Linked DNA regions of Homo sapiens: region 1 is linked to region 2. Evidence: chromatin contacts called from ENCODE Hi-C or POLR2A ChIA-PET data. All regions are on one chromosome and are shown on one strand. The core of a region is the stretch at or near the end of the contact, and the rest is flanking DNA. Distances in the headings are between cores, read along the strand shown.

Region 1 (5,603 bases), core at 1,649-4,148, 500 kb after region 2:
TGGGCCTCTAGAGGATAGCCCTATGTCCAGTTTATCTGTGAACTTACGTCACCTAACAAAGTGCATAACACATATGGGTGTCCAACCACTATGTATGAAGCCACATGTGCATACAAATATAACTAGCATATACTAAAGCAGTTTCAGACAAATTCTTTGTGAGGCAAATTCAAAGTTTTGTTTCAAACCTGCTGCAAGGAGGTAATTTCCAATAAGTCCGGTTCAAAGATTTCTTTCCTAGTAGAGGGTTTTTTTTTTTTTTTTTTTTTTTGAGGAAAGTTATCTAGATAACATTGGTAGATTAAGTTCAAGAAAGGAACAAGTTCAAGAAAGGAACATTTGGTTAAAAGTAACTAGGTTCATCCAGGGACAGCCGGTCAACAGTGCAAGCTGAGTCTCACTTCATCAGGAAATTGCTCAATTCTATTATCAGAAATGTTTGGTACTTCCTAGAAGAAACTGCTCAGAACAGCGGACAACAAATTTCTGACCTAGACTGCCTTCCCTTAGGTTTAAGACCACTTTCTTTCTAGACGTACAGTGGGGTGAATACTAATGATTATGGTAAGAAGAGCAATTGAAATGTAGGAGGGAAAAGTTGTTGAGCTGATGTGATCAGGAAAGGCCCACGTATTGTCCTTGAAGGATGGATACGGCCTTGGTAGGTGGTTCCTGAGGAAGCAGAGTGTGGTCCATAGTTAACCAGAAGTAGAGAGGGGTAGAAGCTAAGGGCAGAAATATCAGCTGGATTCAGAGTCAGGTGGACCTCGAAAAACAGAATAAGATCTATGGACTTCAGCCACTGAAGCTGTCTAACCCAGGCGGGACATAGCCAAGTGATGTGATGATGAGGCCGAGCTGGTGTGGTGTGCAGGGAAGATTGAGGCATAGAGATGCTGAAATACTCTTCAGGAAGGAAATCATAAGGACTGGAGGAAGGTGAAATAAATTGGAATGGCAAGGAGGCTTGATGCCAGAATATCAGGCAAAGGGAAAATGCAGTTGGTAATGCCTGGATGTGGGGCAAGAAGCGGGGAACAGAATTTGTGAGCTTTGGCGAGGAGAAAATTCACTGATTTGAGCTCATCAAATGGATTGGCGAAATTCAAGTGTGTGAGGCTGAGGTTAGGGGATGGCAGAGAGGCAGTAGCATTTGTGAACAGGAGTTAGTTGTTCACTTGGGTTGTTCTCTTGTTCCTACAATGTTGGACAGTCCTTGAAGACAGCATTTATTATCCAGACAACTCTAAAGCTTGACTTGCCACCCCCCTAGCCCCAACCACAAGAACGAGTTTTCAGCTTGCAACAAAAATCATTTCTGTTTATTAGAGTCTAGATTGGGGAGCAGGGGCAAAGAGTAGAGGAAAAAAGGGGAGAGGTGGTGAGGAATCAATCACCTTTCATTTTCCTTTACTTACCCTTGGGGCTTGTTAACGGTCACTTCCACAATGCCCATAGAACCGGCCGAGCACGATGGCTCACGCCTGTTATCCCAGCACTTTGGGAGGCCGAGGCAGGCAGATCACCTGAGGTCAGGAGTTTGAGACCAGCCTGGCCAACATGGTGAAACCCTGTCTCTACTAAAAATACAAAAATTTGCCGGGCTTGGTGGCACATGCCTGTAATTCCAGCTACTTGGGAGGCTAAGGCAGGAGACTTGCTTGAACCTAGGAGGTGGAGATTGCAGTGAGCCAAGATCACACCGCTGCACGCCAGCCTGGGGGACAAGGGCAAAAGTCTGTCTCAAAAAAAAAAAATGCCTGTAGAACCAAGTGGCACAGATGCCCGTATGAAATGAATAACCATGAATAATTGAATGCAGAAAAAAAAAGGAAGGAGGAAGGATGGGATAAGGAAGAAGGTAGGAGAGAAGTGAACGCAGAGGGAAATGGTGAGCCCCACTTGGTGATGGGCACCATAGCTTGCTCACTTTGACTGTTGAGGACGTGTCACTCTGGAGACTACAGGCTGCCAAGAGGACCTCTGTGCTGAATCCCGTAAGGACTGTTTTCAGGGATTAAAACACTGGTGCTCTGAGGCTCACTTGGTGTGGTGGTATAACATGCAAATGAGAGGTGCCCAGGGCAAGAAAACTTGCTCTATAGAATAAAAGAAATGCTGGCCGATTAGGGAGAAGTCATGCTGAGGAGAGTGGCAGAGAAAGGACCCAGAGTGGGAAGAGCAGGGCAGCTCTGGAGAAATAATAAAGAGCTTGGAAGAAAATTTTAAAATCATTTGAAGATAAGAGTTTGCAATATGCTTTGCAATGTTAACTCTTCTCCCCAACAGCCCACAAAAATCTTGAGTAAAATTCCCATTTTGTCTTCATGCATTTTGGAGTTGAACGAGCTTTGAGGACATTTGAAACATGGAGCATGACTTCCTCTGTGAGCCAGGACTAGTGGGAAGCCTGTTTAGTCCACGAATAATGGGGTTTCTCCCATTTTCCTCCTGTTGCTGTCCTCTTGACTGGTTCATTGTTTACCAGCATATCTGCCAGGGGAGCACAAGGAAAGGAAAAGGTGAAGCTGAGCGTGGTGGCGCATGCCTATAGTCCCAGCTACTCAGGAGGCCAAGACGTTGAGGTTCGCTTGACCCCAGGAGGTCAAGGCTGCAATGAGCTATGATTGCACCACTGCACTCCAGCCAGGGCCACAGAGCAAGACCTCGCCTCTAAAAAAAAAAAAAAAAAAAAGAAAAAGGAGGGAGTGGGGGAAAGGAAAAGCTGAAACCCAGATCAAAGAATTTCACCTCTGTCACATAATCCATCAATAAACGTTGACTGCAATTAATCAAAGAATTATGCTAGAACCTGTGAGGAGAGCCAAGAAGCTAAAACATAGCCCTGCACTGAGGACGCTCACAGTCTCCTCAAAGAGGAAAAGAAATGGGCCCTCAAAAGGGGAAGTGACCGCTCACGTCTGCAGGGATCCGTTCAGCAATCAGGCCTGCCCTGCACTATACGCTGGCACCACATGAAAGCAGCCTCACTCTCTCATCTTAGACTTTCTTTTCTCTAGAGGAGTGATGTGCTGAGCTGTGGTCTCAGAGCCAAAATCCGAACAGGAGATAACCCTTTGCTTTCTGGGAGCGTGGCAGTGGAAGGACTGAAGCGGTTGCAGAGAGCCTGCTGTTTATGTACTGGATGTTCTTGTTAGGCTTAGTAGGAGGTCATTTTCCCAGGCCTGTGGTGTCCCCCAGGATTTTCTCTCCTTTATCTTGTACACACGGACCTGAAATGTCCACATGAGGTCCCACAAATTACATTTTACTTCGCTCATGCACTCTTGGGTGCACCCTTTAGTATAATTCAATTCAGTGCATATCAACGTAGGATCCAGGAATGGGGAGCTCTGCCCAGGCTCTGGGAGAAGCAAAAACAAACAAAGAAGGGTTTTTGCTCCCCAAGAGCCAGTGATCCACCTGTGGGAATTTGGATTGGAAGCAGAAAGCCCCCAGTTAATTGCAAGCACATCTGTCAAAGTGATAATCCCATCAAAAGCAAATGAACCATTGCAGGATAGCCTGGAGCACGAGGGCCTTCCATCTTTGCTTGTTAAGTGGATGGCGGTTGGATAGATGTTGCTGAGATCGGTGCCTCCCATGGCCGAGAGGCAGGCAAGACACTTCAGATTCTGCCCCAGTTGGCACTATGCAAACAGGGTTATTTCTCTCAAACTGGTATTGAAAGAATGCTGCTGCTAATTCTACGAAATCTACAGGTGCATCCTGTTATTGCGGCACTGAGTTGAATTTCTGCAGTTTGTAATTTCCACCAGATTCTACTAGACAAGGGCACAGGGGTCCCGTGGAAAACCAAAATCCACTATGAATCAAATAACCCAACTCTACTCAAATGTCTAGTTCCCAAGCCACTGTTGACTTGTGGGTTGTGCCACCCAGAAAACACTGGGAGAGAACAGTTGGTTTGTATGAATCATGAACTGAGTCCTCCGTCCCTAACAATTGAAAACTGACTTTGTTAACATTTTGTGGCTTGTGGTGACCAGTGCTGTTGGGTCCCACAGATGTTGTCAGAGGGTCCTCTTTCCATTTGAGTGGAGGACGTGTTTCCTGGGGGGATAGCAGCAAAGCTCCCTGGCCACTTCTGTCATGATTTTAGTTCAGGGATGGATAATAGAGTTTATCTCTCAAGCCAGCACTGATGAGTTACCAATGGCGGCCCAGGACAAGGATTCCAAACCCCCTTTGGAGCTCAGTGGTCTGTGGTCTTTGCAGGGAGGTGAAGGCATGCTTGTGTCACATTTTGTCTAGACGTCTGTACAGCTTTTCAGCTGGCTTCCCTCACTCAAATGTGTCTCTCCACTCCACCATTCTTACCCATTGCTTCCAGTTTAATCTTTTTTTTTTTTGACTGAGTCTTGCTCTGTCGCCCACTGGAATGCAGTGGTGCAATCTTGGCTCACTGCAACCTCTGCCTCCCAGGTTCATGTGATTCTCCTGCTTCAGCCTCCCAAGTAGCTGAGATTACAGGCACCCACCACCATGCCCGGCTAATTTTTTTTTTCAGTAGAGATGGGGCTTCACCACGTTGGCCAGGCTGATCTCAAACTCCTGACCTCAGGTGATCTGCCCACTTCGCCTCCCAAAGTGCTGGGATCACAGGCGTGAGCCACCGTGCCCAGCCCCAATTTAATCTTCTGGAAGAATACTTTTCCCTTATCTACAACGTAACATTTTAGGAGTGTCCATAATGTCTTTGAAATTAAGCCCACATTTCTTAGCCCGGTATTCAAAATCCTTCATAACCTGCCCTGGCCTATCTCTTCAGTATTAATTCTTCGCTATCCTTCATGCTGTCTTTGCCACAAAAATGTTCCCAAGCAGACCAGAGAACAAAATAAAAATCATCAACTGCTCACTGTTCCTGCAACACCGCCTCCTCTTTTCTTGGTTTCCTCTGTTAAATCCATAAGCCCAAAGCTCACTCACTCCTTAACACCCAGCTCCAGTGCTACCCTGCTGAAGGAAGTCTCACCGCATCCCTCCCTCTGGAAGTGCTCCCCCTCCTCTGGGCTGTTCCCTTATCTGCATCTTAGGAATATTGAAAGGAATCACTAGCACTGACTAGGCCCTTACTACATGGCAAGCACTGTGCTGAGAATGTTGCATGTCTCTGCCGCTGACTTCTCACAGCAATCTGGCGGGGCCGGCATGCCATCACTATTTCCATGTTACAAGTGCAGGCATTGCATCTCATTGTGGTTGTGAAACACCCACACTCACATAATTCGTCAGGAGTGGTGTCATGTCTAGGTCCCAGGTCTGTCTAACCCTTACACATGCCACAAGCCCATCACTCTCAGGGCATTTACCAATTGAAAACTGCCTTGTAGCTCTCTGGAGACACGGCTGATCATTCCAATGAGGCTCTATGCATCTTTAGAGAGAGGATATGCCTCTAGGTCGCCTTCTTATTCCTAGTGCTGAGTTCAGTACTTAGCATGGAATTAATGCTCAGTCGTTAAGCATTGAATGAATGACTGTATGCAGAACCTTTTTAGAGCTCTGGATTTGGGAAACACAGTTAATAAGGCATCAGCCTTCACTGTATTTCATCAGGCTTTTACTTTGTGGAATTG
Region 2 (5,283 bases), core at 1,788-4,287:
CACTCTACAGCCAGCAGTCAACACACCCATCCCCCAGAGGATGGTCCTGGGCCCAGACCTGGCAGAGAATGCAGGGAGACCCTCCGGGAGGGGCTCGCCCAGGGCCAGGGACCCAGTCGTCTGGAGACAGTCAGATGAAGCCTGCACGGGTTGACTTCTCTCTGTCATTCAGCTGTGCGTTTGGGGGCACCTGCTGGTATATGGCAGTGTGCACCATGGAGGGTGTGAAAATGAACTCAGAGTTTGCGCCTCAGGTTCCCAGAGGACTTTGCTCATGTCCCATACGGCCACTCACCCTGCATCCTATGTGTTTACAGAATTCTCCAACCCAGCATTCAGATCCAACTACATCTCCTGAGCCCCCAGCCCAGGCCCTGGCCCATGCCAGGCATGCAGGGGCTGGATGAATAAGACAGAGTCCAAGCCTGCAGGACTAAAGGCCCTGCCCAAGGGTAACACAGGCCCTCGAAGCCATGGCGTCCAGCAATAGGACAGTGTCACCCACTAGTTGGGGAGCCACAGGACCTCTGGAGGGGTGAGGGTGCCCGGAGGGTGCATGAGATGCTTCGGAGGGAAAGTGACTTCCCAGGAAGCCCTTGGACAAGGCTGGGAGCCTCCACTGCAGAGAGGGGAGGAAGAGGGTCCCAGGTGAGGAGAAATGAATGTAAAGGGCTCCGGAGCAATGGGGACAGGCGGCCACGCAGCGCTGGAGCAAGACGTGCACGGAGGAGCCAGGAGGTGACGGGAAGGGCCCTGGAGCAGGTGCCAAGGAGGCCGGACGCCCTGTGGGCCGTGTCCCTCCTGCCCTGTGCTGCGGTCCTCACACCACCAGTGACCACAGCAGGAGTAACGACGCCCAGCTTCACTGTGGGCCGGGCGCGGGACAGGCGTTGCTTTGAGCCTTTTTCTGGAATTGATCCTTTAATCCTCACAAACGCTCTGTGGGGAGATCCCTCTATTTTACAGATGAGGAAACCCAGTCTCAGAAAGGCTGAGCTGGCATCCCAAAGTTGAGGAGCCCAAGATGGCAGAGTGACTCCAAGCCCTGCCCCTCTCCTTGCGTCCCCCCACCCCCGTCCTCCTCTCCTGGTGTTACCCTCCAGGTCCCCTTCGCCTGGCATTCCCCCTACAGGTCTCCACCTCCTGGTGTCCCACTCAGGTGCACTCTCCTGGTATCCTCCCAGGTACCCCTCTCCTGGTAAAACCCAGGTCCCCCTCTCCTGGTGTCCCCCGCCATCCTCCTCTCCTGGTATACCCCCAGATCCCCCTCTCCTGGTATCTCCCCCCAGATCCCCCTCTCCTGGTGTCCCCCTCCAGACCCTCCTCTCCTGGTGCCCCTCCCGTCCACAGGCACTGCAGGCAACCCCTCCACTCCCGACCATGGCTCCAGCCCTCCCACTGGCTATACCTCCACACTGGGCCCATTGCACAGCTAGCTCTCGGGTTGGACAGACATCTGATGGCCACATCCCTGTGGAGGGAAGTGTCTCTAAAGGACACACGGTCCCTGAGGGATGTCTTGTGGTGTTCTGTTGTCAGACCACCAGGTCCCACCAGCAGCCATGCCTGTATCTCTTTATCCTCTTGGTCCTGACCCCTTTGTTCTGGTCTGAACATGGCCACTGCTCCTGGAGCCCCAGTGAGGGGAACCAGAGACCACGGCCACTGTCTCCCAGGGTTCCCAAAACCCAAACAATGGGGGCCGCCTTGGTGTGCGTGAGCCCTCCCTCCTCCTCCCTCAGAGTCTCACAAGTCCTCCACAAAGCAGCTGCTTCTGCCTCACAGAACCATTTATGGGGCCAGTTACTGGACTGCTACCTATGACCTTCCATCTCCACCCCAGAACCGAAGCACAAAACTCCCACCTCATTGCTCCCTGACCCAGACGAAAATTCCTCCCCTCTCAGCCAGAGAGGAGTGAGTGAGGGTATCTGAGGCTCTGTCTCGGTTTAGCCTCAAACAAAGGAACTGTCTCTGTGCAATTATTCAATATGAATTGTCAATGTCTATTTCCCCCGTTGTCTTCTTTTCAAACTTTACTAGGCATAGTCATAGAAACTTAAATTTCCTCCCTACCTAGCAATTCTAATAAAAAGCTTTGGTCAGTTATACACTGAAATTTTTAAGGCTGGAATGGTGGGTCATCTAGATTTGCCAAGAAACAGCATGGGGGATTATGGGGAATATTGATAAAATAAGGTTAATTAGGAATTGAAAGCTGTTGATGATAGTGTACACAGAAGCTTATCGCCATATTCTGTTTGCCATTATGAATGCGCAAAATCTTCCAGCAAAATGTGGATGAGAAATAAATAAATAAAGTAAGAATGCTGTTGGGGCGAGAGGCTCCAATGCATGGCAGCACCACCGTTTGGGGGTTCTCTCTTTATTTCATTTCTCCACGTGATCTCTGGCACCCTAGTAACCAAGATTTGGCTGGCTGTGTGTTCCTAATCCAACAAAACCAGCCAGAGCTGGAATTGAAGTCTTCGAGGTGGAGTGAACCCCAGTGAGCCCACCCCAGGGCTGCCCCCCCAGGTCCGCCTCACAGACCCACTTCTGCAGCCCCCCGTCAGGTCCCCCTCACAGACCCACTTCTGCAGCCCCCTGTCCAAGTCGCTGCCCCAGGTCTGGACACGGGCTGGAGGGTCATCGTGGTAGTTGCCTCTGAGTCAGCAAAACGCTGCTGTCACCTGTGAGGTCTGCAGTGCGTCTCAGAGGAGTGAGGTCCTGGAGGGGTCCTGCCAAGCCGAGATGCCGGAAATGGGGAGCTGCCGGGGAGGGGAGATGGGAGGTTGGAAAACGGTGTCATGGGAGTTCTCTCCTGGGCCTTTAAAGTGCCCATTCTCAGACAGAGGAGTCCAGAGGGACGTCTGGAAGCTTGGTTTGGAAGAAATTCCAGACTTCCCTGGGCAGCCAAGGCATTCTCTAGCTTTCTACGATCCAGGCCTGGCCCCTGCCTCATAAATCTCGCAGGAAGCGCTCTCAGGAAGGACGCTACTGGCCTGGGGCAGCCTCGGAGTTGAATGAAGATGGTTTGACTCTGAGAATGACTGGCCCCAGCCAGATTCCCCGTGGGGCAGCCCGTCTGTTTGGAAGTCTCCTTCCCCGCCGGGCCTGCACACCCACCCCTCCTGCCACATCAGCCCCAATATCTCTGCATTGAGCCCAGTGGGCACCTTCCCTTCCGTTGCTCAGAGAGCTTCAGAGACAGACCCTTACTCCTGCATTGATGTCCATCCAAGGGACGGGGCTCAGGCTGTCCCTTCCAGCTCACGAAATAGGTGCAGAGCCAGGCAGAGCAGCCCAAGTGTGACTCACACCCCGCCAGGTCCCGTGGGCACTTTCTCAGCAGGGTTGTGGGGGCAGCAACTCCATCCACTTTCCTCTGTCCCCTCACCCGCCCACCACTGCCCACGGCCAGAGTCACTGGAGCAGCCTCCATTCCGTCCCTGCACGGCAGTCACCATGATCTCTCCAAACCACAAGTCAGGGTGTTGCCTCTGCTTACAAGCCTTTGGTGACTGCCTGCCGTCTCAGACATGCTCAGCAGCAGTCACACTCACCGCCCCGTCATGCCTGTCTCTCACCGTCCTCCCGGCTCGCTCTCCTCTCACCAGGCTTAACGGCCACACTTCCTGGGGCACTTCTGTGACCCCAGGGCCCGGCTGGTGCCCTTCCACGGTGGTGCTTCACCACCTTGCAATTGCTGGTTTACATCCCTGATCACCCAGACTAAACGTGAAGGGCCAGGACTGTGCTGAAAGTCCTGAAACCCAGAGATGAGAGCTCAGCTCAGACCGCACGTGATGCCTCGGTGTGGACATGTGCCCAGCTGAGCGTGCAAGCCCCTAATGGCCGCTCAGCAATGCTTGTGTTTTCTCCCTTGAAACTCTGGAGCAACTGCAGCCAAACATCCTCTGCTCACTCTGTTTGTATCTCTGTCCTCTAAATCAGCCCTCTGACTTCCTCCCCGCCTGCGATGAGACTGTGAAGGAATAACAACATCCGGAGGAGATTGTGCCCCAACTTGGCTGTCGAAGGGGCCTCATCAGCCACCTTCATGGCCCAGACGGTCAAAGGCTGACCCCACAGAGTAAGGCTGGCCCTAGGAAGAGTGGGTGCTGGGCAAGGTCCACCGTGTGCCGCAAGATCCCCCATTTAATGCAAACAACATCTCAATGAAAGATAGCATCAAAGACGGCAGTCTGAAGCCCAGGGAAGGGCGTGGACTTTGAAGTTGGGCAGGTTTGAGTTTAAGTGTTGTTTTGCCACTTCTGCTGTCTGTACCATCTTGGCAATCTGTAAAATGCATATAACACCTCGTGTGTTAGGGTGGGTCCTTGCTGCAATAACAAACAACCCCAGATCTCAGTAACTGCGTGCAATGAAACACCTGCTTCTCCCTCACACGAAGCCGAATGTGATGGTTTCTAGTTACATGGTTCTCTTGGGTGGGCTTCTCCCAGGCCGCAGCTCCACTGAGCTCCATAGTCCCCCGCTGGATCTCCTGCCCTAAAGTGGTCAACAGATGAAGAGAGACGGTGTGAGTATTGGGCAGGAGGTTTCTGGGGCAGCCTGGAGGTGGTGTCCTCCAGCATCACTCCCAGGGGCCCCGGCTGCAAGCAGGACATGCTGAAGCTGCAGTGTTCTGGGAAAGACATAGCCCCGCTTCTGCCACACCTGCCTGGCAGAATTGTCATGTTTTAGGGGACGGCTCGTAAAATGGCTTAACAGGCTCTTGGCCCAGGGACTGCTAGAATAGTGAGTTTCCTTCTTCTCTTCGCCTTTGGTGATGTTGGGGCTGGAAGATTTCTAGAATGAGCTGTGTCTGTAAAGAAGCCTCAAGTCTTTTTTTTTAAGCACCCGCGGATGAGGCTTTTTGAGGCACTAGCCGGGCATCAGAGGCCCAGGGAAGTTCAAGGGTTCACCCTGATTGGCCTGAACATCTGGGAAGTTCTGGGCTGAGCACGATGACAAATGTGCCTCCCACCCCCACCATCCACACTCATCTACCCACACACACGGGTTCTGTCCTGCCCCGAAGGAAGATGGTTTCAGGATGACTGGATTTCTGAATTTCCTCCGTGCAGATTAAGGAGGCTTAAGAAGCCCGCCTGTTGGGAGGAAGCCTCCGACCGGAGCTGCTCTGGCTGGGAAGGGGTGGCTCAGGGTGGTGCCTGCTGTTCAGCCAGGCTCCCCGAGGCAGGTGGGATGAGACACCTGGGTGGGGCGGGCAGAAGCTCAGAGTCTGCACGGTGCCAGGGAGGATGATGAGGGCGA

Evidence for each region. Hi-C counts contacts between places; a loop is a spot of excess contacts on that map. ChIA-PET counts read pairs that join two places held with the same protein, here RNA polymerase II (POLR2A). Pooled maps may share reads with other maps.
Region 1: POLR2A ChIA-PET joins it to region 2 with 13 read pairs in activated CD8-positive, alpha-beta memory T cell. The contact joins two enhancer-like sites. A Hi-C loop is called at or near these places in 1 of 37 single-sample maps with no recorded cell type and 1 of 50 pooled maps. POLR2A ChIA-PET finds 5 or more read pairs at or near these places in 2 of 52 experiments (SK-N-SH and activated CD8-positive, alpha-beta memory T cell).

Annotation. Positions count from the first base shown.
Region 1 is chr10:6,065,638-6,071,240 of GRCh38, forward strand. No RefSeq gene overlaps it. Among named protein-coding and RNA genes, the nearest start is that of IL2RA, 6.1 kb to the left of the region's middle. RefSeq lists silencers at 115-315, 2,984-3,073. Within about 2 kb of position 2,899, at least 6 of the 41 ENCODE cell types and tissues checked have a DNase peak (open chromatin) inside an H3K27ac peak, as active enhancers do.
Region 2 is chr10:5,560,791-5,566,073 of GRCh38, forward strand. It overlaps LOC105376381 (a long non-coding RNA gene), which reads right to left. Exons shown (of 2, transcript XR_001747274.2): 2 at 2,371-4,515. Among named protein-coding and RNA genes, the nearest start is that of LASTR, 33 kb to the right of the region's middle. RefSeq lists an enhancer at 1-441 and a silencer at 3,154-3,380. Within about 2 kb of position 3,038, at least 4 of the 41 ENCODE cell types and tissues checked have a DNase peak (open chromatin) inside an H3K27ac peak, as active enhancers do.